Regions from separate parts of the Mus musculus genome. Here all the other regions are linked to region 2. A link is a loop called in an ENCODE intact Hi-C map of the cell type or tissue named here. Cell type or tissue: left cerebral cortex. All regions are shown on one strand.

Region 1 (8,000 bases), 61 kb before region 2:
ATGCTTTCAAAGCAAGCAACATGCCTAGCAGGTATTAATGAGCAGGCCTTGTTCTCAGAGCATTTCAAGCAAAGTCAGTCCAAAAATAAAAAATGAAAATCCCTCCTCAGTAAATACTGCCCTTGAAATGCAGCAATAAAGATGAGACAGCCTTGCTGAATTAGCCTGTCGTTTAATACTGTAACTCTGTGAGTTACATAAAGATAAATTCCAATCTGAAAGTTAGACATAGTAAAGACACAGGCATCTTCGGTAATTTCTTTGCAGTGAAGACTCTGGAAAGTCAAATGAAGGTTGGGGGGGGGGGGGCAAATAGAGCATCCCATTTAAATTCTAAAAGCTAAATCTATACATCCTAGTTTGTCCCAAAACGTGGACTTAACTTTGCACATCACAATTCAGTTTGGCTAAATGGGAGGGAGGATTATACTGACGCTAAAACTGACTGAAGCAGAACTTTACCTTCAACTGGTCTCAAGAGCTCACTTCCAACTAACAGGATGGGACACATTAGAATTAATGCTCTCAGAAAATTTAACGTGACATCAACTTCCTCACGGCCCACATTCACATGCATGAGACAAGGAGACAGTAACTTCAGCTTGTTCAAACAGATGCCTAGTTATTAAATACATGCTGCATAAAACCCTACTAACAGTTCATGATCCTTCTCGTACTTTTTCCTTGTCTCCTCATGGCTCATACCAGCCTCCAACCAACTGAAAAACTGTATTCTCAAGAGCAAACCCCTCCAACCAACTGAAAACTGTATTCTCAATAGCAAACCCCTCCAAGCAACTGAAAAACTGTATTCTCAATAGCAAACCCCTCCAAGCAACTGAAAACTGTATTCTCAATAGCAAACCCCTCCAAGCAACTGAAAACTGTATTCTCAATAGCAAACCCACTTTGATTCAGCATGGGATTATTTAGGGAAAGGGTTAAAATTTTAGACTTTAAGACTTATTTTGAAAATGTTCTTTTGGCTTCAGCTATACTTTTAACTAAACTTCCTGTTTGTAATTTTTTTATCAGCAGGAAACAACTTCTCTGCAGATAAGTGCAGCTGGAGTAATGGTCACTGGGAAGAACCTAGGAACACTAGTCAACAACCATGGGAAGAACAGAAAAAGCAAGACCCACTCTCACTTCTTCCTGACTCTGCATGTCAACTCTGTAGGACAATGTTTTAATTCAATCTCATGCTTTCTGTGATGTTCTGAAGATTCAGAATAGAGATATGAAGAAAACATTCAAAACACAAACTTTATTACATCTAACCAGAGCACAGCTTTATTAGCCGAGATGCTGAGGCCTAAAATCTACTTGGCATAGAAGATAGTCTAGGGCAGTCTCCTCAGAGGAAATGTACTGAAAGGATTCAGCCCTGTGTAGGTTCTACTACTACAAAAAAAAAAAAAAATGTTCCCCTTGCAAATACTGTCACTGGCAAAGTCACTGGATCCAGAACACACTGGCGCAGGTTTAAGTCGTAGGACACACAGTGACTAAGGTTTCAATGGTTTCTTGGGGTAGCCAGAGAGGTAAACACTGATGGTAGTCAGTAAGGGAGGCAGACAGTGAAGTAAGTAGACAGTGAAAGTAGTCAGGCAGTCAGGAGACAGTGAGACAATCAGCAGACTTTCAAGTAGACAGTGCGGTAGGAAGCACTGAGGTAAACAGAGTCGGTGAGACCAGCAACGGTAATCAGTGTGGCAGGGAGCGAGGCAGTGAGCAGACAGTGAGGGAAATGGGTGTAGTGAAGCAGTCATCGAGAGGTATTCCGTAAGTAGACAGAGACAGATAATAAGTGGAAGACACGGAGACAGTCAGCAGACAGTGAGAGAGTGACGTAAACAACAGCAGTCAGGCAGTTAGGTAAGCACTGGAGGTAATCGCCGAGGTGAACGAGGAGGTAGACAGGGAGATAAACAGAGAAGGCAGTGAGCTAAGGATGGAATCAGGAAAGCAACCAGTCAGTGTGGTCAGACAGAGAAGAAAGCCAGCTGGTGAGCTAGTGAGGTACCAGGTAGTGGGAAAGGAAAACAGCGAAGCAGCCAGTGAGGTACCCAGTCAGTGGAGTAGCCAGTTGGTGAGGTAGCCTGTCAATGAGGGCAAGACAGTAAGACAGTCAGTGAGGCAGACCACATAGGAAGGCATATATATGAGTCTGGTGTAAACAGGCAATCAGTGAGGTAGCCGGGAAGTGGGGGAAGACGGTGAGGCGGTAAGGTAGACAAGGAAGGCAGTTGGAGAGGCTATGATGTAAACAGTGAAGCAATCAGTCAGCGAGGTGGACAGTTAATGAGGTAGAAGGTGGGGTAGCTAGTCAGTGAGGTACTCTATGTGCTTAGACAGTGAGGCAGACAAGGTTCCTTGGTGAGTGGTTTTGAGAGATCAACCTGACACACGAGGACTTTACAGAAGCAGGGGAAAGGGCCTTGAGGCCAAGCTTGCATCTTGGATGTAAACACAAACCACACAGAGGCCTGGCCGTTAAAAACAGAAATAGGTGCTCAAGTGGCTCAGTGATTTTCCAGAGGTGAGAGTTAACAGCAAACGCTTGCTGCCACTAGATACCATCTCATTTTTTTTCCCTGTCACTGCGAAAAGGGCACATCTATTCCGGAAAGAAAAAAAAAGTCATTTTTTTTCCTTCAAGGAGGGCAGCGGTGTGGAGCAGCGGTGTTTGCAGGGGCTGGGGCTGCAGGAGGAGGAGGGGCGTGAAAGGAAGGAGTGCTTTAAGGAGAGGCAGCTAGGGTTTTTCCACAGGGCCCCACACCGGCCACTGCAGAGAGAAAACAGGAGTGGGGGGGGGGAGGAAATGTCCCTCGGGGAGGATGGGGGTAGGGGGGAAGGCCAAGTGCAACCGGCTGAAGGAGGCCAGGTCTCCTCCAGGATGCAAACGAGCGCCAGTTACCTTGGGACACAGCGGGGGGGGGAAAGGGGGCAACCAGGATGGAGGTCTGCAGAGGAGAGGCGGGAGGGTAGAGGCAGGGTCTTCTCCAAGTGCAACCCAGGGACGGAGATGGACAAACAGCAGGACCTAGGGCCTCCCCCGGGCCAAAAGGCGTGGCCAGGCAACCTATAGACCGTCCCGAGATGCTAAGACAGCGCACGGCTACCCCCGGCTCAACCTAGCCCAGACTGTCCGAGGGGCCCGCGCGCGGCCGCAGCCCCCGCCCCCAGCCCGCAGTGCTCTTACCTCCACACCTGCCCCATCTGCAGCAGGTGGATGACCGACTGCCAGATCCACACGGAGAGGCGGCACAGACGCTGCGCCCCCGGGGTGGCCGAGCCCCCCGCACCCGGGCCGCCGCGGGCCGCGCCGTGGCCGTAGCCGGCCCCCATCATTGGGGGTCCCCGGCTGCTGAGCCCCTCCACGGCGCCTAGCCCGCCGCCCGTGTAGTCCTGCACGAACCAGCGGAAGCTCAGGCTCTGCACCAGCAGCGACGGCACCAGCACGAAGAACAGGGTCAGCCCGAAGCAGCCGTAGTCCCCCTTGCGGTAGTAGTCGAGGGCCAGCCACAGGTCGGTACCCACGTCCCCGAAGAACACCAGCAGCGCGAGCACGATCCACAGGCAGTCAAGCCACGGCCGCTCCACCTGCGGCGACGCGGGCTGCGGTCGGCCGGCCGAGGGCGTCGGGGGGTGGCGGCCGGCGGCCCCGGGCGGCTGCAGCGGCTGGTCCCCCCCGTCGGCGGCGGCGGCGCTGCGGCGCGGCTTCTTGCCCAGCAGCGAGCGCAGGCAGGCGGAGCGGCAGCCCCAGTAGCACGAGGAGGTGTTGCAGCAGTGGCAGATGTGCAGCGAGCTGCTCTCGCCGGGCTCGCTGCCGTCGCCGCCGCCGCAGCCGCCTCCCCCGGGCTCCCCGTCCTCCTCGCCGCTGCCCACCGCCTCGTCCAGGTTGTGCAGCTGGGCGAAGCCCACCCCCACGCCACCGCCATCGGATTTCGCCGCCATCTTGACTCTCTTCCCAGCTCCGGAGGTTGGGGGGGAGGGACGGGTGGGGGGAGAAGGCAGGGACCGGGGAGGGGGGGAACGAATGGAGAGGAAGGGGGGCGGGGAGGAAGCGGGGAGCAGACGAACGGGGGGAGTGGGCCAGGGAACCCCCTCCGCTTCCGGGCGGGCGGCGTCACTTCCGGGCGAGCCCCCCAATCGCACGGCGCCCGCAGCCTCCTGGCCCTACCCTACCGGCCAAGATGGCCGCCCTCCTGTGCCTCAGCTGCTGGGCGGGGGGCCGGGGGGTTCTCCCCGCCAGGGCTCCCCGTCCCCTCTTCCGTTGACCCCGAAACCCATCAGGTTGACCCCTCGGCGTTTCAGAATCCCGCTGGGTTGAGTGAGACGGTCCAAAGTGTTCCCTGGAGGAGGCAGTGCCAGACGTTTTGGGGTCCCCTTCCTCTGCGTCGCAGCTCTCAGCTTTGCTCTGGGAGAAACGCCCCCTAACACCCTCCCGGCTGCGGGCAGAGGGGCGGGACCTTTGAGGGAAGGGGAGGAGCTAGTGAAAAGCAGGTGATTACTTGTCACTTCCGGGAGATAGGATGACCTCATTGTGTAGTTAGACACCCCCCTCCCCCCCACCAAAATGGCTGTGTCTCACCTCTGGCTGGATAACCCCCCCTTCATCCGTGTTAGTTTCTTATTTTGAGGGGCTCTAAAAATAATGACATAAGTCAATAAGAGTCCACAAACTTACTGATTCTCACTTCTGTTTAGACATCTTTCATCTTTATTGACCCCCTAATTTTCCTGTCACTTGATAACTTTCCCATATTTTGTAATAAAGTTTCCAACTTTCCCTCAAGAAAATTCTAGGCAAAATTTAGCTAGAAATCAGCCTGGTTGCCTCTTTCCTGTTGTAGCAAGAACTAAATGGGCATCTTGTGACCTTGAGTGTTTTCTGCACAGTCAAACATGTTTTTACCTACTTTTTTTTGTTTGTTTTAGCGTGATTTTAAAACTCTCTAAAGACCTTCATTTGGGAAAAAAAAAAAAAAAAAAAAAAAAAAAGCTTTAAGCTGTATGTATCAATTACTTGTTCAGGCAATTTGAATGTGTGAAACTTGTCTTTGCCAGTGTTTTGGGGGGTGCTAAGGCTCTGTTAGTAAACATGGCTTTAAATGAGTGAAAATGTTATTAATGTGCTATATCATTAAAATAGGTGCAGAGTATTTGAGCTTCACTAACAAATTGTATAAATGAGGCAGCACTGAATGGATTTGAATTACAATGCTCTTTCAGTGGAAGACAGCAAACTACTTAGTTGTTATTGATGAGTTATTTTAAAGAAGTATTTTAAAGAAAAAGTGAAAAAGAAAACACTGGAATTTTCTCATCAACCTCTGTAGATTGTTTTTATCCAATTTTTTTCAGTAATCTAAGAATGGCAATAATGGGTTTTTTTGTTTTGTTTTTTGTTTTGTTTTTTTTGGAATGCTAACAAGACAAATAGGTAATATGTTTATAGCATTGAGGTTCTGAAGAAAAAAACTACTTTGACAACTTATGACATTTAACCCTATAGGATCTACTTCAGTTTCTAGAGTGACTGGGAAAGAAGAGAATACCCTATTGCAGAACACAAGTTTTCATGAGTATATCATGCCAAGATAAAATGTATAAAAACTGAAAAACTATGTAAAGAATTTTACCCATACATTACAGAAAGTGATTCTAAAATCTACTTTGTGAAAGAAATCATATAACTGCATCTTTTACTTTTTGCTATAGTTTAATCCTTTTACTTTCTATGGTAATAAAACAGCACTAACAGGTAAAATATTATTTCTGCATATAGGTGAAAGACTGTTTCTTTGCTGGAGTTGAAACAACACCTTGGGGGCTGGAGAAATGGCTCACAGGTTAAGAGCACTGGCTGCTCCTCCAGAGGACCTTGGTTCCCTTCTCAACACCCACATGGCAACTCACAACTGTCTCTAATCCAAGTTTCAGGGGACCTGGCATCCTCATGCAGACATAAATGCACATAAAAATAAATCTTTTCAAAAAGAAAAAAGGAACAGCAGTGAAATAACATCTTAAACCATGGGTTGCACACAGTTGCTCAGACATGAATTCTTGTTCCATTAAAGTGGTATGTGAATAACATAAACCAGATAATCTCTTTAAACCTCAGTTGATGTCTTCATATCATGGAATATATGCTTTCTTTGAAACTGTGCTCAGTAATAATCTATTTAAAGCTTCCAACATGATACCTCATAGGCAGTAAACAAATGGTAACTAACTGCCTGTGTTATTGTTGCCCTTACTGTTACTGTTATATTGGTATCACCCCAATATATATCTAGTTAAACCCTATTAAGTAAATTTATTGGCACTAATATAAGAAAGCATTTTGAAATATTTCCAGGAAATAAGTGCAATTAATTTGTACTTTTAAATATATTTTCTTTATTTAAATCTGGGACTACGAAATGAGATACAAAAGCAGGCAGTAACGGCATATTTATGATCCTTATTTCTCTGTGCTCTGAAAGAATAGCATCTACAGGTGAAATTAGCTAAGTAATTTACACTCACACTCGCTAAGGCTGACAAAAGAGACAATGAGTCAAAAAGTGTCAAATTGAAGTTTCAGGTAGATACATGATTCAGTCTTTGCAAGTGATTTCAATTTTGTAATTGCTGGCTCAACAATTTTATCTTTCTATCTTTTTTGTCTTTTGGTTTTTTTTGGGTTTTTTTTGTTTTTTGTTTTTTGTTTTTTTTTGAAAAGGGGGGCATGCATACATTCTCCAATCCAGAAGGCTCTAAAATTAAAGTCAGTAACAGTGATAATAAACCTATCTTTAGTAAAAGATTTATATGAGATTTTGGACTATTTGGTGGAAGATACAATTTAACCCAGAGTTTTAGGTCAGTTAAATATTCTGTGCATGTTTAGCACTGTGTCAGTATTGAACACATAGGCATTGGATAGATGAAAGTGTTAATGGCTAATTTTCTGGGTAACTAAGATTTAAAATTGTGTTAACAAAAAATTAGAGTTTATATTTTATTATGTGAATCTTTATAAAATCATTGGAGTGTTACAGAGACAATTCAACCCTTTATGTAAATCACAGAAAGAAGAGTAAGTTAAAAAAAAAAAAAGTTACTCATTGTCCTGTTTTCAATATAAGGGCAATAGTTAACCTTTTAATTTGAGGTCTATTGATTTGCTATTTTGGTACTTGGGATTAAAACTCAAGACCTCATACATGCTAAGCACATGCTTTTCCTAGCTAGTTAACCCTTTCTTGACAGCTTGGCTTTAAGATGGCCTTGTGCTAAGAGGCTGCTTAGACCTAGTAGGCACCTTTATTATAGGTACTAGTGTGGCTTTTTCCTAATCTCTTTTTTTAGCCTTTGCTTTCTATAACTCAGTCAGTTAACAGTTTGATCCTATGCTTCTACTACTATGTAGACTGAAAAGCTAAACAACAAAGCGTGTTCCAATTGCATGTAAATTAATTCTAAATACTTTCTAAGAGCCTTTTGAGTATTGTAAGGTGGTTTTACTATATAGAAGTTGTGACTTAAATCTTATTTGGAAGTACTTGGGGTTTTCCTTAAATTTTGGGGTTTTCTTAATTCTTGGCTATTTTCAGAAAAGCAAAGAAGAAACTTAGTGTTGAAGCCTATCATGTACTAAACACTCTCCTAACTATTGTTCCTTTTAAATCTTACAGTGGTACCAAAAGGCTCCTTCATAATCAGTTCTACACAATGAGTTCTCCTGAATCACACCCTATGCCGTCTACCCACTGATGCCAACCCCAAAGGACATCATATCACAGCACTAGTTATAGGAAGGACCCTGTTACATTGCAGTAACGGCACACATCTAGGACACATCGTGTAAATCCTAGTATGAGGATGGGCCTCAGCACGACACCACTGATGGGCTTTTGAGCCTCTGGAAGCTTCTTAACTCTAAGTGTGCATCATCCTTATGCTTCTATTTTACTAACTTTTGTAGAAATAGAACCTCCTTTAGA
Region 2 (8,000 bases):
ATATGCTGCCAGATGCCTAAGGAGGTGTCACGATGGGACTTGGGTTAAGTACAGGGAAAGATTAAAATAAATATCTACAAGACCCAAATGGATTCACTGCTGAATTCTACCAGACCTTAAAGAGCCAACACTAATGTTTCTCAAACTGTTCCATGGAATAGAAAAGTAAGCAACAGTATTACTTTAAATAAAACAGTATTATTTAAAACAGACTCATTTTACAAATCCAGTATTGCCTTGATATCAAAACCAGCCAAAGACATACACACAAAAATTATTGACTAATCTCTCTGATGAACATGGATGCAAAAATTCTCAATAAAAGACTGGTTAGCTGAATTCAACCTCATATAGAAGAAATCATCATGATCAAGTTGTCTTCATTTCAAGTATGTAAGGGTAGTGCAAATTAATAAGTGAAGAACATCACATAAATGGACTTAAGGAAAGAAATCAATGATGATATCAACAGCTGTAGAAAAGGTCTCTGACAAGCCTGCCATCTCTTCATGATAAGAATTCTGGGGAAATTAGGAATAGAAGAAACATTTCAACAAATTAAAGGCGATATAGCTAACGTACTGAAACTCAAAGCATTTTCCCTAAAAGAAAAAAAAATAACCAAGGGTGACTATCTTCTCCACTCTTACTCAGTATAGTGATTGAAGTCTTAGCTAGAGAAACAAGACAAGAGAAACCAGTGGGATATCAGTAGGAAAGGGGCTAGTAAAATTATCCCTATTTACAGATTACATAATAGATCTCACCAGAAAGCTCTTAGAATTGATATATGCTTTCAGTAAAATAGCAGCACCAATGTCAAAGTACAAATCCCAGTTGCCTTCCTATGCCTTCAGTGAACATGCCAAGGAAGGGATCAGGAGAGCAATCTCACACACAACAGCTTCAGAAAAATAAATGTAACCAAAGAAATGAAAGTCTCTGTTAAAGTTCGGAAACATTGGAGAACCCAAAAAGGGCCCTAGAAGATGGAAGACTCTCCCACATGCATGGATATCCACATGAGGATCTCTATTTCTCATTCTGCACAAAAATAATTTCAAAACAGAACAAAGACCTAGATGTGAGATCTAAAACTTTAAAAATGCTAGAGGAAAAGGTGGGGGAAATTAAAGATACAGGAATAGGCAGGTCTTCTTGGAATGGACTTTACTAACAAAGGAACTAATCTGAAAGATTGATGAATGGGATTGTGTGAAACTGAACAGCTTTGTCACAGTCAAGGAAGCATCAGCAGCACAGAGAAGGGATAGCTTGCTGAATGGGAGCAAAATCTTTGCTATATCTGGTGGAGGACTAATAGCTAGAATAGAGAACTCGAGAGACAAGCTATCAAACACCCAAGCAATTCAATCAATCAATAGGCTAATAAATTGATGAACAGAAAATGGCCAGTGGATGTATGCCACTGTGTTCAACATCCTCAGCCATCAGGGAAAGGTAAATTAAATAAACATCGAGATTCTATCCCATTGCAGTCAGAGTGCCCATCCTTTAAAAAGCAAATGCAGATCTGGGAGACAGCTCAGTCAGTAAAGTGCTGGCCATGAAAGCATAAGGCCCCGAGTTTAATCCCCTAGAATACACTGGCAAAAAGCTGGGTGTAGAGCAGCTGAAATAACTTAGGCAGAAAAGGTGCTTGCCACCAAGCTTGTCCATCTGAGTTTGATCCCACCCAAATAAGAGAAGTAACTCCTATATGTTGTCCTCTGATCTCTACAAGAAGATCTATGTACACACACACGTACACACACCACCACCACCAACAACAACAACAAATGCATTTGAGGATGGAGAAGAGCCCTCCTATACTGCTGGTGGGGATGTAAATTAGTTCAAGTGCAACAGAAAACAGTACGTGGCTCCTCCAAAATCTAACAGTGAGATCATCAAGATGGTTCAGCAGGAAAGGATGGCTGCTGACAAAGCCTGATTACTTAAGTTCAATCACCAGAATCCTCAATGTATGAATTCTCACCTAACCCATGCCTGTGTCATGTCATATAAGACATCAATCTTAAAAGGTAAAATAAAATAATAACTGAAAAGAAAACTAACAATAGAATTACCACAATGACCCAGCTAGACCAGTCTTGACCATCTGCCCATAGGACTTCCAATCAAAATACCACAGAGAGACTTGCACATCAATGTTTATTGTAGACTGTTCACAATAGCTAAGCTATGAATCAGCCACATCTGTCAATAGCTGAATGGATAAAAAAAAAGTGACACTCTCAATGCACTTTTATTCATATGCGCAGAAGAAATTAGTGTTTTCAGGAAAGTAGATGGACTTTGGATCATGTAAAGGGAAACAAATCAGATGCAGAAAGACAACAATCACGTTTTCTTGTTTGTAGTTCTCAGGATGAAATTTTTCTGATTATACACCTGTACCATTTTAATCTTGAGAATAAAGATAATAGTAGTACCTGCAAGGCAATGACGAAGTCCTTTAAAATTTTTTCTTAAAAAAACATTCACTTTATTTGTATGAGTGTTTTAACCTGAATGTATGTAGTACTCTTTGTGCTTGCTTGATGCCTTTGGAGGCCAGAAGATGGCACTGGATTCCCTGCATCTGGACTTAAAGATAGTTTTGAGTTTCCATGTGGGTGCTGGGAAGTGAACCTGGGTCCTCTGAAAGAGCAGTGACTACTCTCAATCTCTGAGGCATCTCCCAGTGCTCCTTAATATTTCAATTCAATTTTATGGTGTGTCCTCTCTCTCTCTCTCTCTCTCTCTCTCTCTCTCTCTCTCTCTCTCTCTCTCTCTGTGTGTGTGTGTGTGTGTGTGTGTGTGTGTGTGTGTGTGTGCAGGTGTATATTACTGTGTGGGCCTGGGAGTTTGAAGGTCAATATCAGGTGCATTTCTTGAGTCCTCTGAACTTTATTTTTGAGTCAGTTTCTCTCATTGGTTGGTCCAGAGTTTACTGTTTCTGCTACAGTGGTTGGCCTGTGAACCCTCAGGATCCTCTTGTCTCTGTCCCCCTTCTCTGGCACTGGGGTTTTAGACTCAGATTTCTTCTTTGTATATGTTCTGGGGTTTTGACCTTAGGTCTTTACACTTGCTCCTTACCCATTGTGGTGGTGGGAATAAGAATGGCCTAATAGGTTCAAATATTTGAAAGCATAGGGATTAGCACTATTTGAAAGGTGTGGCCTTGTTGGAGGAAGTGTGTCACTGGGGATGGGCTTTGGGGTTTCAAATGCTCAAGTCAGACCAGCAGCTCTTTAGAGCTTCCTGCTGCCTAAAGATCCAGATGTAGAACTCTCAGCTCCTTTTCCAGCACTGTCTGCCTGTGTGCTATTATGTTCTGCCATGATGATGATGGACTGAACCACTGAAACCAAAAGACACCCTCAATTAAATGCCTTCCTTTATAAGAGTTGATGTGATCAGACTGAGTTAGAGAACAGACTGAAGGAGCTGAAGGGGTTTGCAACCCATAGGAAAAAGAACATCAACCAACCAGACCCTCAGGGCTCCCAGGGACTAAACCACCAACCAAAGAGTACACCTGGAGGGACCCATGGCTCCAGCTGCATATGTAGCAGAGTATGATGTTGTCGGACATCAATGGGAGAAGAGGCCCGTGGTCTTGTGAAGGCTCGATGCCCCAGTATAGGGGAATGTGAGAGCCGGGAGGTGGGAGTGTGTGGGTGAGCATCCTCATAGAAGCAGGGGAAGGGAGGATAGAATAGAGTGTCTCCGGGGGAGACCTGGAAAGGGGATAACATTTAGAATGTAAATTAAGAAAATATCTAATTAAAAAAAAAAAAAGAGTTGCTGTGGTCATGGTGTCTCTTCACAATAGAATGCTAAGGCACCCATTGAGCTATCTTTATAGTCCTTAAGTAAATCCATTGTACACATTATAAATTTTATTATTTTCTTGGCTTATCAGAATCCCCTGAGGCCCTTATTTCTTGACTGTTTGGACAGTTAATATTTGACTACATCATTGGATTATTTTAATAGAGGCATATCCCATTGACTTTGAATTCTACCGCCACCTACTGCTTATGTGGGGAACTGTTTCTTGCTCTTTACTCAGGCTTTATTCCTAACTACTAAGTTTGGTTTTCTCAGCGCTAGTGAACTTTCTACGCTTTGAACTTCAAATCACTGGTGATTTAATTTCCTAATCGTTTCTGGTACTTCATTATAACAACTCAGAAGATACCTAATTTTTTTCTCTTGGCAAAAAACAAATAAAAGGAAAAAATCCTAATTTATGACTTTATAGAGCATGAAACATTTTAACTTAATGAAATAACGTTTTCATAATTTATTTTCAAGAAAACCAGAAGGGCCACAGAATCCATGGAGACTTTCTATCTTCTAGCATATACTAAATTGGACACTAAGTTCTTCCTTGGATATCTTCCATTCGGGGAGCCTTACCCTTCAAGGCTTTACTTTCATTTTTTTCTCTGTATAACTTTTCATTATTTTTCAGATTAAAAGTTTTCCATTCCACAATTTGTAGTTAATACAATGAGTCAAGTGAGGAAGGAAAGTAAACAAATCCGGTGTGGAAAACACCTCCACATTACTTCACCTCAGTCCATCAGCATCCATTGCTGGTTGTTTTCCTTTTGCAGATAAACTGGATCGCAGGAGTGAGTGATTTAGGAAGGGAAGGTTTTTAGAAAAGACAAGAACAAAATCAAGGACAAACACTGTGCAATCTGGTCAACTTCACTTTGCACACTCTGAAGTCAGCTACCTTGCTGTTCGTAGACACTGACTGGGTGGTGAGAATTTTCACTGCTAACACAGTAAAAGCAGGCCAGGACTCAAACATAATTCTTATTCTGGGATAAAGTAGAGGGATAGAAAGCAAGAAGAGGGAAATTCTATAGGTGGAACAACATTATGAACTAACCAGTACCCCGGAGCTCTTGACTCTAGCTGCATATGTATCAAAAGATGGCCTAGCCGGCCATCACTGGAAAGAGAGGCCCATTGGACTTGCAAACTTTATATGCCCCAGTACAGGGGAATGCCAGGGCCAAAAAGTGGGAGTGGGTGGGTAGGGGAGTGGGGGGGGGTATGGGGGACTTTTGGGATAGCATTGGAAATGTAAATGAGGAAAATACCTAATAAAAAATTAAAAAAAAAAAAAAAGAAGAGGGAAATTACAACAGCAAAACTCTGTCATTGCAGTGTCCGTGAGCAGTTCAGCTAGACTGTACTTAGCCGGGATACTATGAAGTCGTGACCAATATACCAAGGTCTTGATTTCAGGCTTTGCTACAGATTAACTGAACTATCTCTGAAGACACTAGAGTCCTTTCGCAGGGCGAGGATTAGTCAGTTTCTCTTTCCATCCTTTTAGAATATGCTGTTCTTGGTTAAAGTCATGGCGCTCTCAAAGAGTCTAAAGCATAGATTGTCCCATGTCTCTTCCAGACACCAAGATGCTACTTTTCGATCACAACCTCCGCTTCCATCCTACATTTGACATCTCTTCGTGACCAATTCATGAGACAACTACCAGGTAGCGCAAACGAAGAGCCCTTGAGGGACAGCACTCATGTGGAGGCTGGCAGGTCAGCGACGTCTTCTCGTCTCGCCTTTTCCGATAAGGAATATTTGAAGGGCAAGGATTGCGGCGGTAGAAGGTGAAAGAGGTTTTGGTTGGTTTTGTTTTGTTTTGTTTTGTTTTTCCATTGTAGGACCATAAAGTCATTGTTTCTGGCTGTGTTCCACCGGATCTAGCAAAGTACCAACTTCCGGTCCGGTTTCTATGTCTTCCGAGTCTCGAGTCCCTCTAATTGTGCAGGAGTTCCTGCCGGGTGCAACGCTCAGCAGCTACTTCCGCCAGAAGTCCCTGGCTGCTCGGGCTCGGATGCTGCTGCCCCGACGCCGGGTCCGTCTCCTCCGCAGCCCGCCCGTCAGACGCCGGTGGCAGCGGGGAGTGCAGGGCCTGGCGGGAAGCCTTCTCTGCGACCGAGTCCCGGCCAGTGGTGCGGAAGAGACTTGGAGAAGCGGCCAGGGCGGTGCCCGCAGGCCCTGGCGCACCCGCCCAGCCGGGGCGGGGCTCGACCTCCCGGGCCCGCCCAGCCGGGGCTCCGTCCGGGTCTGCGGATTAACCGCCGGGCACCTGCGGGACTGGGCCTCCCGCCCCTAGGCTGCGCCCAATATGGAGTTTGCGGAGCTGATTAAAACCCCACGGGTAGACAATGTGGTGCTGCACCGGCCTTTCTACACCGCCGTGGAAGGGACCCTGTGTCTGACAGGCCACCACCTGATCCTGTCTTCCCGGCAGGACAACACGGAGGAGCTCTGGCTCCTCCATTCAAATATCGACGCCATCGACAAACGGTGAGCGCCCACCACACCCAGGTCCCGGAGGAGCCTGGAACGGAACAGACGCTTTCAGGTGGTTTTTTATGGGTATCCTGGCTCAGCCAGCCAAATGAGCCTTCTGGGGCCTAGATCTATCTGCACTGGCCACCTGGCATCCCCAGGCTAAGGTCTCAGAGTCGTAGTGGTCATTTTGAACAGCATTTGGGCGTATTTTTAAATGTTCTTTGTAAAAAAAAAATTTCTTCCACCACATTTCTTGAATTATTGGTTGTTGTTAATCTGACTTCACGAAGTTATGATTCAATACAATTTAAAGCGACCCCTCCCCCACGATCTCGTTTTTAAATAGGCATGCTCAGCCCTTTGCAGCATAGGCCGGTCTTGAACTTCCAACTCTCCAGCCCCAGCCTCCCAAGTAAGTGCTGGAATTACAGTTGTGTGTGTATGGGCCGCTATGCCTGGCCATAGTATTTAACTGAGTACACTGTCATTTTTTCCATATATATGCATATGCATTTTAGTCTCTCCTTAAAACGTTTTAAAATCGGTAAGGTGCACCCCTGTAATAGCTGATGGGGAGTGCCGATGCAGGTGGATGACAAATTTTACACCCCTGCTCATTTAGGGAAGACTGAGTTTATCATATTGCATCTTACTTATTCTCTGGAATGATCACTTCCCACTGAGGGTAATCATTAGCCCTTAACATTCAGTTTTTCTTGTGAAAAGAAAGGGGCTGGCTCTAAAGGAACATAGGAACTAATTCATCTTTATTTCCCTACTCCATCACTTTAAATTTTTTATTTTTACTTATGTGTGTATGTGTGTATCTGTGTACAAGATACCATCAGCAGACTACTAGACTCCTCAGTTCATCTTTATTGCATAAATGTATTCAATGGTCTCTCATGCCTGCATGATAAAGACTGAATCCCTGGTTCTCTGTGTTCTGGTTCTCACCTACTGTCCTCACTAGTTTTCTTACCATTTTCATGATTTCATGTAATTTCTTACAGATTTGTGGGCTCTCTGGGTACCATCATCATAAAATGTAAAGATTTCCGAATCATTCAGTTGGATATTCCTGGAATGGAGGAGTGTTTAAATATAGCCAGTTCCATTGAGGTAAGTATGCTGCAGGCAAAATTCTGATAGGAAAATGGCGATATTTTGATTTTGTACAGCCCTTGATGCATAAGAATCATTTACTGTGCGAATCTTGCTACTTTCGCTCTGAAGACAGTTTGTGAACTGTTTTTCTGTTTCTGTAGATTTCCTGAAAGAACATCCTATGTGAAATTGTAAGCCAGTAAAACAAATACAGTGTAGCTGATTGTGGCCATGTTACAGTCCTTGGGCATCACAGTGAGCAAGTGTGGTCATCCTGAGTGGAGCAGCTCTGAAACCCTTCAACTCTGAGCAGTGCTCTTATACTGTGATTGTTGCAGTAGTGAGGTCCTGTTAACATGGGGCCTATGGGTGAAGCACCTCACCTCTCACAGTTAGCCTGTAGTGTCTTATAAAAGGAAGATGACATTACCTGCCTTTTATAGGTGTTTTACGATTACATTCGTGGGTTTATGTAGAATGCTTAGTATAATTATTGGCAAATGGTTGCTGTCATTGGAGGACCCTTCTATGGCAACAGCTTTATTTTG
Region 3 (8,000 bases), 150 kb before region 2:
TGTGTGCGTAAGCGGAGTCCCGGTCTGATTAGAAAGAGATGACCTCAGGAAGAACATTGACCTGGGACCACCAGGTCCCACTGAGCTCTCCACCCCACAGACTTCTCGAGGCACTGTCTCCCTGTTTGACGAGCAATCGGTTTGGAAAGGAGAGTAGAAGCTACAGGCACGCTCATTTTACACAGAAGGAACCAGGGGACCACAGAATAACATAGGTAATGATAAACAGCACAGGTCCCAGGCATGTCAAGGACAAATGATCGTGAAGAAGCTTGGCAGCCTGTGACCATCTGGGACTAAGCACTCCAATGCAAAGCTCTGGGTGCTGTGGTTAGATCAGAACTTCTGGTCCTCAGCTGCTTGGGAGGTTGTGGGACCTGCCTGGCAGGGCTGGGATACTCTGAATGAGAAAATGGAGAGGTACAGCCTAGCCTTACATCTGGTCCTGTTCTTTCTGCTTCCTGGTCTTTAAAAAAAAGAAAAGAAAGAAAAGAAAAAAGAAAAACAAAACGTGAACGAGCCTGCCGATGCTCCCACCAAGTGGCGCTGCCATGGACAGAGGCCAGGAACAGATCTGCCCTCGGCTGCTATGCCTTCCCCTTCACAAGGGACTGATAACTCGAGGCGTGGACCAACACCCCCTCTCCCGAATTATGTATGTCAAGTATGAAGTCACAGCAGCGAGAAGTAGCTAATACTCTAAGTAAAGGCAGAACCACGACCTTCCTGCATCAACAGCTTTCTGCTCATCGAGAGGGCTCAGAGAGGCAGCCCCTAGCTTTCTGGGTTATCCAACTTAAAGCTGGCAGTTTTGATGAAAAGCAGCCCACGCATTGGGGAAAGTGTGTTGAAGTGAAGCATGGAAGGCACACAGAGAAAGCGGCTCCCACTGAAAACAACGGTACTGGAGAAATCCGAAAGATTGACTTTAACTTTGACCTGACCCCCACTTCCTCACACATTAATCAGTCAAATGGGATAAATCTATTCCCGCCAGGGCGGAATTACACATCCTCTGTGATCCAGTGTCGAATAGGTTATCTCTTGATTAAGGTCTTAGCATGAATAAGACTTTTATTGAAATGATTTCCATTATCTGTACAGCAGTTCATCAGGAATAGATTTGGCCCAGCATCTTTCAGAAATGATTTGATCACACATCAAAATGTGGGCATTTGAGTAACTTTAATGGAGAAATTAAATATATCAACCTCACTTCCTCCCCGGGGGCTGTACCCTTTCAAGAAACTCCCATGCCAGCAAGTTCAGACAAGTCAGTGGTGGGGCTGCCTTCAGCCCAGACTCTTTCCTATATCCTGTGTACCTCTCCTCTATCTTGTGTTCTGACAGCTGACATTGGCTTTCTTTCTCTATTTCTCTTAAAGGCCCAGGCTGGCCTCAGACTCGCTTTTGTAGTCAAGAGTGAACTTGGATTTCTGATCTCTGACAGGGAGATCAACTGGCAGAGCAGTGTGCTGGATACCAAGGGCAAGAAAGGAATGCCCGATCGCTCCTGCACCTTTGGGGAGTTGTGGAGCTGCAAGTGGTACACTTGGGTGTTCACAGTCATTTGGTGCTGCAGTGGACAATGGCTGAGCACATTGCTGGGAGATCCTGAGAGATCCTGAGAGGAGCTAGCTCGCCACTTGCAAGCATCCCCCTCTGACTCTTAGTCTCCGGTAAACGACTCTGCTAAATGATACCCCTCCCCCTCACATGAAGGTTCCAGGATTGTAGAGCCTGGACAGCCTGAGAAGGCATGGCTTCTCCACTGTGTGCATGTCCCTGTGGAATTTACACTCCCCATTGGGCTATCCTGTCCTTGGCCCAGGTCACAAGTTTCCCTACCAAACCCCATGACTGGACTGCAAAACTCAGCCAGGGTCGTATTTCCTTTTGGGTGCTGGGAGTGATTCTGAGAGGACAATGGAGCTGCTCAATGAGAAAAAGACAGAGTTGAAGATGTCCATCTCAGCACTGTTGTAAAACAAACACTGTTTGGGTGACCCGAGGTTCAGGAAGACACACATACTCTGCAGCGATGAGGGCTCTGGCAAGCTGTCACAGAAGTGATCAGGAGCCAGGGGAGGGGCTCAACACCCAGAAAAGTGAGACAGGAGGATTGCTGAGAGAGTTCATGGCCAACCTGGGAAACAGTGAGTTCTAGGTCAGCTTGGGCTACAGAGATCAATGAATTAATCAACCAAATAAGCAAAGAAACACAGTGATTATGAAAACCACACAACCATGTAAGAAAGTGATCTGAACACAGAAGTTTATGCCCATTGTAGTTACAATAACAAATTTTAAATTATTTATAAAGGAATGCAGAAATTACTAACTAAAGTTCTTAATGGCTGGAAATTACATTTCTTTTTAAAAATCCTATCCTATTGTGTTATTTTTATAATAAATAATATTTGATAAAAGCCAATGGAGCTGGAGATGTAGCTCAATTTGGTACAGTGCCTGCTTAACATGCAGGAAGACCTGGGTTCAATACCCACAGTGTGCATAGCAGTGTACACCTATAATCCCAGAACTCAGGGCACGGAGGTGGGAGACTTAGAAATCCAAGTTCATTCTTGGCTACAAGGTGAGTTTGAGGCCAGCCTGGAATATATAAGAGAAAGAGAAACAGAGAGGGAGAACAGGGGGAAATAAAAAAAAATAGGGGAAGGGGGCGAGGAATGAAAGAAATTACAGAGTGGGGAAGGGAAGAGGGGAAGAGAAAAGAAAAATGAAAGCCAAGTGGAGAAGCCCAGAGAGAACGGCGCGTGTGGGGTTTCTAGTGGCCTCTGCCTTACATGGCCTCGGCACGCCTCTCCAAGCACACAAACACACACTACCTGGCAACCTCCAGAGAGTTTCCAGATCTGACTCCTTTCTTGTCCACCCACAATCTGTGCTCATTGCTACACTTTATTTTCGACCGTCAATATTTTCCAAACCCACGGAGTTGAGATCTGGTCTGAGCACCACGTGTGGACAGCCTCTCGGTAGTGAGAACAGATGCACCATGGGCAATCTCGGCCACTCGCAGCTTTCCTGTGCACAGAAGCCAGTGGCTTATTTTCAGGCAGGATCCCAGAATTCAGCTATATTTTACACTGCCATTTTAAAATAACGCTCTCAAAATACAACTCTCCTGTGTCTACGAATTGCGCTGTTTTCCATAGAGCATACCCTAATTCTGGAAGGGGAGAAAGGCAGGCAAATATTTATTCAGAAAGTGCTTCGTATTTACATAGCACCTAACGCTAATGAAACATCTTCCCCATCCTAATGATGAGATTAAGGTGTATATTTAGAGCTCCACCCACCAGCCTGCCTGTGCCTCATTCAGTCCAAGTCTGAAGTCAGCTCTCAGGCTTCACTAGCTTCCAGCATTAGTGTGTGGGATCTATTTTACTCCCTGCTAGGAAGAGGTGCTTGCTAGCAACATTCTTGCTTTTTCTGAGGCTCGAAGAAGCTTCTCCTCTCTGTGGGTGCTGGGCGCACTGCCAGCCTGAAGGAAAAGGAGAAGTTCTGCACATTCGGAGGGGGGGGACGGGGGCTGGGGGTGGTCCTTGAGTCCTTCACACATCTGTAGCAGCTCCTAAGACTGGATTTGGTCTAGAGAGGGGGAGTTTCAGTATAATGGAACCTCTCTGTGGGGTACAGTCAACCTTCCCGGTCTCAAAGGATGCACTGCTCTGCCCCAGTAGGAGCCTGCTCTGTTTCTCACTTCCAGCTCCTCATTCCGCCTGGATGGCCATTTCCTGGCCTTCTCTGGCCCATTAATAACTTCACCATCCTCTTTTCTGTCCCCTTCCAACTCTCCTTCCTTTTGTCCCAGGCCAGTCTTCACAAAACTCAATTGGTGCCAGCACTTGCTTCATCCCCTAAGCTCCATTGAGAGCTACTAAGGACAGGGACCATGACTCTTGTCTCTGGTGACAGGCCACATTCAATCTCTCTTCAGCAGGTGCGCTTGCTGAAAGGCACACAGAACCCTCTACAGGGAGGGCTGTGCAGTCACTTGTAAGGAGCAAAGGTGAGAGATAGGCAGGGGTCTCAGAGGGGACACTAATTAGCCCTCATGCCAACCTGATAACTCTAGGAGAGCTAGTTTTCCGTATTTCACAGACAGGATTACAAAACACCTTCAGAGGTAAATAATGTTGGTAAAGGACAGGAGAGAGGTGAGTGAGTGGTGGTAGGTAATGGGGTTGCTGCAGTGGGTAACCACTGCCCTGAGACTCAAGGAAAAATAAAATGCTTGTCAGAGGTTGGAGGTACTAGTAATGCCTCCCTTCTGTCCGACCTTGATTGGCCATGTCACAGGCTGGTGTGTGGAAGGCCCTATAGCTCAGGCCTTGAAGGTCTTGCCTGTGGACTGTCAGTGTAGAACAGGGGACAGCACTGGTCTCTGGATCGCCAGTCTCCTCCCCTGGCACACTTTGGCTCACAGCCATAGCTTCCAAAGGACAGCCTCTTGGAGTATGCTCACCCAACTCTTCCCCAACCTCTGTCAGAGGTCTCCCTGCTGTTCTGTGGACAGGTGTAGAACACCTGCCACAGCCTGGCACTTGCCAGAGTGACGTCCACACGTTGCTGCATCACACTCCTTGAAGACTGGTTGGCATGCAGATATTCATCGCATATTAAAGCCTGCAGAGTCCTCCTGCCTGTGAGGAAGTTCTAGGAAGCCACATTGGAGTCAGAGAGACACTAAAGTCACCACCTAGGATTTGAACATCCAGTAGAAGAGTATGTCTTCTCTTCAGGAGGTGGTCTGGATTCTCTGAAGGTATCTCACAGCTTTGACAGGCACCCCGATGCACTCACGTGAAGACTAGGATTGAAAGCCAATGTGTGCTTAGAAAAGATTTTTTTTTTAAAACGAGAATTCATATCACATAGCACTGATCCTCAACTTTGTGAATATATTGTCTCAGTGGCTTATAGGTTGTCCCTTAAATGTAACTTAATTATTTAAGAAAGGAAAACCTCACCGTAGGGGAACACAGTTAATTCTGAAGCCCTGGCTACAGAAGTACCTAGCACATAGTAGGTTTTCAAACAGTGATAGCTGTGTTATCTATTAATAGTAGCCCGTGGGCTTTAAGTGTGAGAGGCTCATTGAAACTGTCCCTTGTCATCGATTACTGAGCCATGGCAAGGTCCCCCCAATGGGATAATATTACAGACTGCCCAGCCCGCATGAGGGCAACCCTGGACCAGCTAGTCTAAAATGTCAGAGAGAACAGAAAACTTTCAACACCGATAAGTTGAGTCCTATACACTAGAAAGGGGTGTGTTTAGGTTAAGTGACTTGCCTCAGCTACAAAGTCACTCCCAATTCAGGTCTCTGGTATCCTGCTGATTGTATCTCTTTGCTAGACTCTGCTGGCCCTCTAGTGAAAGGAGAAACTTCAAATAAAAAGTAAGCATGGTCCCTTGCTCTGCTACTGATGGAGGCAGTGCTGTGTCTGCTGCTAGCATCCTCTGAGGAGAATGAACTCCAGAAGCAGCTGCAGCAGAAGAGAGGCCCTGCAGGTCACCTGGCCAGTGCTGCCCTACAGGGATCAGTTGTGTCCTATTTTGGAGGAACTCCAGGGAATGGCTGCACTGCCAGTTTCATGAAAGTTGATCTGCCACCCACACACCTCTGATGTGGTACATTCCCTAGAAGTCCCCCTGCATGGCTTGTCGTCCTCATGCCTGTAATGCCTTAGTGTTATGAACACTCTTCAGCCCTGAACCTATCAAATCTACCCTGAGAGAGGCACTGATAACTGTCTCAGTGAAGGGCACTTTGGGTGCTCACACAAGTCCACAACCCATAGTCACTCCTCCCCTGCTTCCTCGCTTAAAAGGGGGACTGACCAAGTAGGCAAACTCTAATTTGCTACCACCAATCCCAGAGACCCCATTTCTCTTCCCACGAGATTGTGCTAAACTTGAAATAGGATGGAGTCTAGACAGGCAGACATGGTAGATGCCCACTGCCCAAAGAGAGGCCTGTGCATGCTTCCTCCTCTCCCGACACCATCTCATCGTGGCTACATCTCAAGAAGACACTAAGGGAGCCTGCATGGAATTCTAGGGGTGGCAGAGCAAAAAAGATGTGGAAGGAGCCTTTGTCTCTGATGTCAACTTTGAGCTACCAAATTAACCAATTCTGATGTCACTGTGATAACTTCCTGTTAGGTGATATTATCCACTTCCCTTATCGAGCTGACTAGGGACTGTATTTTCCGTATTTGTAGCCAAACCAACCTAAATGACTGTCAGTCTGTCTCCTCCATGCAGTCTTAGCATCTCATGAATGAGACAGACTATTGCTAGAACCAACTTCCAAACTGCACATTAGGTCAGTCAGTATGTTACACCTTAGCACAGCGCTCAGCACTTTGGAACTTCTTAGATGAATGGAGAGTAGACCGAACTCCTTGCCTTCTATATTTAAAACAAAAATGATGGTGCCACGGCAAAGGGGAAGGGTTTTCCAGACCTCCCTTGGGGACAATAGGAAGGGGGAATTTAGTGCAAGGTGAAGCACAGCCTGTGACATAGGAGGGTCGTGAATGAAGAAGGGACAGACTGGTCAGTGAGATTCAACCCCCCAAGTCTGCCACCTTCCTGCTGTGTGACCTTTCAGTCGTGTGACCACACACACACACACTATAAGACTGGACATGGGGATATGCTAATTTCCAAGTGAAGAAAACAAGTTTTAACTACCTTCCTTACAGAGCACTCATAGAGAGCACAGAAGCTGAACAGATTCCTTGGATGAATATTATGAAGAAAAGAAAAAAAATTGTCATGGAAAAATTCCACTCAGATCCAGGAAAGGTATTGAATGGCTGGGTAAATGAACTGGGCACTGACAGAAGATCGTGGCATCACCTCCCTGGTGGCTTAAGATTTTAACATGGATATCAAGACGGGGGACCAGAGTGCTAAAAGAAAACGAATCTTTCTTCTGCTTCTAGTCCCCAACACTCTTGTCATAATCAAAACTAGTTTAATGTCTCATGGCGTCAGTCACCACAGGCCTTTCTTCCTATTCCCTACCTCAAGAACCACAATGAGGGAGCCCAGCCCAGCACTGTACACCTGTCCCAGTGGACCATCTACCTAGGAAACCTGGGCTCCTGAGGAGGCTGAATTACGGGTGTTAGCCGTCACCACGTCTCACTGTCCATTACTCGTAACAAAAGCTGGTTGCAATACCCCAAGTCCATCCATATTGTGCAGACTTTTCCAGACATACGAAGGGAGTAGTCACGTGAGCAGGCTATAGAGAGTAGGGCAGCAATAGGTATTAACAGAGCCACCGGCTGAGTGTTCTGATTTCTTCTCAGTCCCCTTCACCTCCTGCATGCCATTCACTCCTTTTGAAACATGTGGGGGAGAGATTGCTCTGTAGAAAACAGAAGATAGGATAGCCATCTTTTATGCCTTCTTGCTGTGTGACCTTCCAGCTGTGTGACCTAGTGTACATTACTGCCAATGCTTCTGTAGCTTTTTGTTTCCTCAACTGCAACCAGGGACAGCAGAGTTGAGATAGTAACAGTATATACACACCATACCCTACAGGACAGGCATTATCATAGCCCAGTTCACAGGGCAGTCTGGGAGGCTCGGAGGAGAAGGCTATGAATAGGAAGTGCGTGTAATCCCTCAGTTGAAGAAAATTACTGAAAATTTGTTTTCTCGAGAAGCAGGCTGTTCTCCACAAGCTCTGTGATATAGACGCCAGCTGCAAGATCGCCTCCCAGAACGGAGACTACTTAGGCCCTCAGGTTGTTTCTTTGTCTCATGCAGGATTCGGTGTCTAGGGCCCCATTTGTTCAGTTACTTTACTTACATTCTGAGAGCCTTCAGTGTTCCCAGGGAGAAATGGAAGACCCAGGAGCGCTATATACAATGACTGTGCAGAGAAGATGGGGCTAGAAGACTGGGGTGGGGAATGGGTAGCTGAGACCACAGCTGAGTCCTGGGTGCAT

Evidence for each region. A loop is a pair of places that touch in the nucleus more often than their neighbours do. Peaks named below come from ENCODE experiments on the same cell type or tissue, not always from the same donor. Only the 100,000 strongest peaks of a DNase experiment are listed, where the experiment ranks them.
Region 1: a loop joins it to region 2, with 5 times the contacts of the local background. A loop is called at or near these places in 4 of 42 quality-filtered maps.
Region 3: a loop joins it to region 2, with 1.9 times the contacts of the local background. A loop is called at or near these places in 2 of 42 quality-filtered maps.

What each region holds. Positions count from the first base shown.
Region 1 is chr14:63,602,490-63,610,489 of GRCm38, reverse strand. Xkr6 (X-linked Kx blood group related 6) reads right to left here and starts at 3,960. Exons shown (of 3, transcript NM_173393.2): 1 at 3,206-3,960. The coding sequence starts at 3,960. It overlaps Gm15918 (predicted gene 15918), which reads left to right and starts at 2,771. Exons shown (of 2, transcript NR_167937.1): 1 at 2,771-3,531; 2 at 7,692-8,000. In left cerebral cortex, a CTCF peak has its summit at 3,506; DNase peaks (open chromatin) are centred at 3,532, 3,805, 4,109, 4,441 and 3 more places; H3K4me3 peaks cover 3,205 bases; H3K27ac peaks cover 2,321 bases.
Region 2 is chr14:63,541,815-63,549,814 of GRCm38, reverse strand. It overlaps Mtmr9 (myotubularin related protein 9), which reads left to right and starts at 5,862. Exons shown (of 10, transcript NM_177594.1): 1 at 5,862-6,357; 2 at 7,359-7,467. The coding sequence starts at 6,176. In left cerebral cortex, a CTCF peak has its summit at 4,038 (motif pointing left); DNase peaks (open chromatin) are centred at 4,052 and 5,800; H3K4me3 peaks cover 1,811 bases; H3K27ac peaks cover 1,047 bases.
Region 3 is chr14:63,688,160-63,696,159 of GRCm38, reverse strand. The region is part of intron 1 of Xkr6 (X-linked Kx blood group related 6); the gene reads right to left. Among named protein-coding and RNA genes, the nearest start is that of Mir598, 35 kb to the left of the region's middle. In left cerebral cortex, no CTCF peak of the experiment used is centred here; DNase peaks (open chromatin) are centred at 813, 3,074 and 3,353.